Regions from separate parts of the Homo sapiens genome. Here region 2 is linked to region 1. A link is a loop called in an ENCODE intact Hi-C map of the cell type or tissue named here. Cell type or tissue: transverse colon. All regions are shown on one strand.

What was found. A loop is a pair of places that touch in the nucleus more often than their neighbours do. Peaks named below come from ENCODE experiments on the same cell type or tissue, not always from the same donor. Only the 100,000 strongest peaks of a DNase experiment are listed, where the experiment ranks them.
Region 2: a loop joins it to region 1, with 2.8 times the contacts of the local background. A loop is called at or near these places in 2 of 110 quality-filtered maps.

The regions. Positions count from the first base shown.
Region 1 is chr17:78,644,844-78,647,343 of GRCh38, forward strand. No RefSeq gene overlaps it. Among named protein-coding and RNA genes, the nearest start is that of SCAT1, 14 kb to the left of the region's middle. RefSeq lists enhancers at 900-1,401, 1,112-1,571. In transverse colon, no CTCF peak of the experiment used is centred here; a DNase peak (open chromatin) is centred at 1,228; H3K27ac peaks cover 921 bases; H3K27me3 peaks cover 1,202 bases.
Region 2 is chr17:78,564,030-78,566,529 of GRCh38, forward strand. All of the region lies in intron 11 of DNAH17 (dynein axonemal heavy chain 17), which reads right to left. Among named protein-coding and RNA genes, the nearest start is that of DNAH17, 12 kb to the right of the region's middle. In transverse colon, no CTCF peak of the experiment used is centred here; no DNase peak of the experiment used is centred here; H3K27me3 peaks cover 590 bases.

The DNA.
Region 1 (2,500 bases):
CGCAGATGGAACGTCAGGAGTGCAGACTAGTGAAGGGGAAGAAAGGATGCCAGCCATCTATGAGTCTGCCTGTGTCTTATTCTCTAATATCAGACCATAGCTATTTATGGATCCACCAGGAGCCATTAACTTCTGCGTCTACCTAGCGGTTGGAAAGTGGCCAGCGTAGCTGAACAGTAAATGAAGCTGACGGGTCAGCAGGTGTTACAGATCAGGAGACTCGACGCCGTGCCCAAGCCCTTCCCCGCTGCATCCTTCACTCATGATTCTAGGAAGGCCAAGTCCAGGGGAGGCCCTGAGATGAGCCTGTGGGAAAGCACACACTTCCTTACTAAAAGGGACAGATGCAGATGGCACGGTCTCCATCACATCCCTTCTCCTGCCCTGAATGCAGACCCACTCCTGGGCCGCCCAGGTCATCGCACCGCCATGGTGGGCCTTCAGGAGGATGACAGCCTCTGTGGCAACGGTAGGGGCAGCTGAAACACGTGCCTCTTTGTCATAGAGAAAAACACATCTCTATCTGCCCAAACCACCACTGGTGGCCATTCAGTTATGGGCAGCCCTACGCGTTCCCGAGTGAATCATCATGGTGGGTAATACTCGTATCTCTGATGCATTTAGTGAAAACACCATTAACAAGCCATTCAACGACGTTATCGTTGCCTCGCCACAGAAGAGGCAAGGCAGGGGATATGAAAGTGTGCAGCTTGCGGAGAAGGTGAGTGGCTGGTAGGGAATGCTCTTTAATAGGCAGCGCCCCTGCAGGGAGGGGACTCAGAGTAACGATTCCATCCGCACCTGCAGAACTGAGAGCACCAGAAACTCCTCACCTGCGCGCATCATCCAGGCAGGTTAACAGCGGGGACCAAGGACCAGCTTTAAGGGAGTGATATCACTGAGCTTGTCCCCAAAGTTTAGTAAATACACAATGCATGCAAAGTCTGAAAAACTGCCGATAGCGTTTAACGAATGCACAGAGCCCCACTCCGTGAACCACTGTCATATTTTAGACAATCCAGGCGAGTCAGCCCTGGCCAGCCCTGCTCTTCTCTGCAGTGTTTATCAGGGAGTGTATCAATGTCGGGAAAACTTCCTAAGGAAGTTCACCCCCAGAAGAACAGCTTAGGTCATGATTATCCTGCTGAGGTCAGCAGCACATGGTTGTCCGACTCCTGGGAGAAAAGAGGATGTGAAACCCTCGGAAGGGTGAAGGGTGCGGCAGGCGGGACTCATCCGGGGAGGTGTGGCCAGGAGGATGTTCTGACGGGAAACGGCGTCATCGGAAAGCCCCTCCCCAGCTGCTCCTCAGTTGCAGGGAGGAAAAAGAAACAGCGATTCTGCAGTGGAGAAGTTGGGCACACCTTCATTGGTGGTGGACAGTGATGTCCCTAGCGAAGGGTGGTGGGACCTGGAGGGCCCTAGAGGGGACGCTCAGAGTTGGGCCAGCACCCCCAGCATGGGGTCCCGGCCAAAGAGTCAAAACCTCTGTCTACTCGTGGGGAAACACAGGACAAACCCCAAATGAAGGGCCATCCATTATCAAAGGAGGGGAGTATTCTTTAAAAAGAAAGGCTGTCGGGGCCGGGCACGGTGGCTCACGCCTGTAATCCCAGCACTTTGGGAGGCTGAGGTGGGCGGATCACCTGATGTCAGGAGTTCGAGACCAACCTGACCAACATGGTGAAACCCTGTCTCTACTAAAAATACAAAAATTAGCTGGGCATGGTGGCACACGACTGAATCCCAGCTACTTGGGAGGCTGAGACAGGAGAATCGCTTGAACCCTGGAGGTGGAGGTTGCAGTGAGCCAAGATCACACCACTACACTCCAGCCTGGGCAACAGAGTGAGACTCTGTCTCCAAAAAAAAAAAAAGAAAAGAAAAGAAAAGAAAGGCTGTGGGATGTTGGGATGTTCCCGACTGAAGAAGGCTAAAGAGAGAGAACAGGGTCCTGCCCAACCCTGGGCTGGACCCCAGGCTCGGAGGAAGGCTATGAATGACTTCATTGTGTCAACCCACAAGATTTGAATTCAAACAGCAGATCTGGCCAGGCACGGTGGCTCAAGCCTATAATTCCAGCACTTTGGGAGGCCAAGGTAGGTGGATCGACCTGAGGTCAGGAGTTAGAGACCAGCCTGGCCGACATGACGAAACCCCATCTCTACTAAAATTACAAAAAAAATTAGCCAGGCCTGGTGGCTGGTGCCCATAATCCCAGACACTCAGGAGGCTGAGGCAGGAGAACTGCTGGAACCCAGGAGGCGGAGGTTGCAGTGAGCTGAAACTGTACCACTTCACTCCAGCCTAGGCGACAGAGTGGGACTCTGTCTAAAAAAAAAACAAAAACCGATCAGACGGAAGTATTGTGTCCATGTTCAATCTGCTGACATTGATGACTGTACAGTGGTTACATAAGGGAATATCCCTTTTCTTAGGAAATATGCCCAAAACTGTTAGGGCCAAAGGTCTGAGGTACGTAAGCAACTTTTCAAATGCT
Region 2 (2,500 bases), 81 kb before region 1:
ATGCAGGGGAAAGCCTGGGGCGGGGTGACTGCATTTGTTCCTCGCTAGCTCCATTCTGCAGAGGTCGGGTTGGGTTTCTTCCAGGACCTCCTGCTCCTCACAGGGTAGGGGCCTAGGGCTCCCGAGGGGTCACAAAGTTGAACTCGCCAACCCAGCTCCCTCCCCACTGCCGGATCCCCTAGTGAACCCTGGGGGAGGTTCAGCCCAGACCCGTACGCTGGTCCTTATCTGCTCTTCCCCTTGTGCCAAACTAGATGCAGGTGGCACAATCTCCATGTTGGGGACAGCAAGACTCTGGGGACTCATCTGGCCCTGGCCGGGTGACCAAGTTACTTAATTTTTCAGATTTTTCCACATCGGAACAGCAGCAGGGAGTCACAGCACCTCCCCGTGGAGCCAGTGTTAGGGGTGCAGGAGCCACAGAAGCCAGCTGCCCGCCCGCCCAGCCCATAAGCCTGTGCCCCATCTTTAATTTTGGAGACCCAAAAGTGAGGTTTCCAAATGAAAGAATTGGCTCCATTGGGACCCTTCTGCGCTGGGGCAGTCCTGACGCTTTTGTGTTATCCTTCAGGGGCTCCACGTGGAAGGCTTATGCTAGAGCGAAACTACCTCCCAACAACATTCAGAACAACCAGCCTCCCTTGTCAAGAGCCAGTTGTGCACTGCAGGAAATACTCAGAAGCGCCTGCCCTGTGCTAGGCTCAGTTCTAAGGGAACTCAAATCCAGTGCCTGACCTCAGGGAGTTTACCTTCTAGTCAGGAAGACAACGAACACACAGACATTAGTATACAAATGAATATGAGGGAAGGCCATTGCTGAGAAGGGACCAGCCTGGGGGCATTTGAGTGGAAGGAAGGAAGTGAGGACCCTGCAACTAGATGCAGCTACCTGGGGAAGAGCCTTCTGAGAAAGGGAATGTTGCCAGATTCTTTGCTTAGCCAAAGATTCTCATCAGGGTCTCCATCCTCCACCATCCCGCAGGGGATGTCTGATTACCCTAACCTGCTTCCAGCTAGAATCTTGAAGTTGGTTTAGCTAGAATCCCCCAACCCCTGATGTCCCCTCTAAGTAATTTTCTATCCATGGACTCCCACCCTGCTCCTTTGCTAGAAATTCCTACTTACCTGCAGTGTATTCAAAGCTGAGCTCCCATCGCTCTCCCTACACCTGTATCTATTGAGATGGTATAAATCGTGAGTAAGGTCTGAATCAAGTCAGCCTCATCTTGCTTTAGCAAGTATAACTGAATAATTTTTTCAACCACAGCAAGGAGGTGCTGTATTAATTTGCATTCATTGATATTTTGCCTGGAACACCAACTCGATCCAAGACTTACTTGATCCTTAATTTGCGGAGCTTCAAACTCTCATGTATTTGCATTTTTGCAAGAGCATTCAAAAGGGCAAAGGAACATCCTGACGTTTGTCGGGGAGAGATCTTTGTCCTTAGCAATCTCAGCCTTGAAATCCTCCTGAAAGATGACCACCAGCCCAGGCTGCCCAGGCCAACCCAATTGCCTTCACAGTCATGGGAGCTGGTCCGGCTAAACTGTTCAGATCAGGGGCCCTGGAAGCAGTCAAGCCCAGAACTCATGGGCCTGGGAAACATAGCAAAACCTTGTCTCTACAGAAACAAAAAGTAGGCCAGGCGTGGTAGCTCACGCCTGTAATCCCAGCACTTTGGGAGGCTGAGGTGGGCGGATCACCTGAGGTCAGGAGTTCGAGACCAGCCCAACATGGCAAAACCCCATCTCTAGCAAAAATAGAAAAATTAGCCAGGTGTGGTGGCGTATGCCTATAATTCCAGCTACTAGGGAGGCTGAGGCAGGAGAATCGTTTGAACCCGGGAGGCGGAGGTTGCAGTGTGCTGGGATTGTGCCACTACACTCCAGCCTGGGCAACAAGAACAAGACTCCATCTCAAAAAACAAACAAACAACAAAAACAAAACAAAACAAAAAACAAACAAACCCCTTAAAACTAAAAATAGAGACCCCAGAGACCTCCCTTGCCCCTTCTGCCATGTAAGGACCAAATGAAAAGATGGCCTTCTAGGAACGGAAGTAGACCCTCACCAGACACCGAGTCTGCTGGACCTCCCAGCCTCCAGAACTGAGAGAAGTGAAATGTTTGTTGTTTAAGCCACCCGGTCTACAGCAGTTTGTTATAGTAGCCTGCATGGACGAAGGCACTCTATAAATTCAGCTCAGTGGGCCAAAATCTGCATTAATTTTATTTTTACACCAACTTTACCTCTTTAACTTTCACTCCTTTTGAGTAGTGGGAAAACTGAATCAAGAATAAATGGTCCCCTTGTTTCTTAGTGAGCATAAGAAGTATCAGTAAAATAATGCCATCTCACACTCACTTGCTCCTCTTCCTCTAGGATGTGGCAGTAAGAACCATCAGGAGCTACACTGGGTGTTCACGGCTGACTGACTCTGAGGCACAGGAGACGGGCCCTCCCTCCCTGGACATCAGCTCTACATGGAGAGGATGAA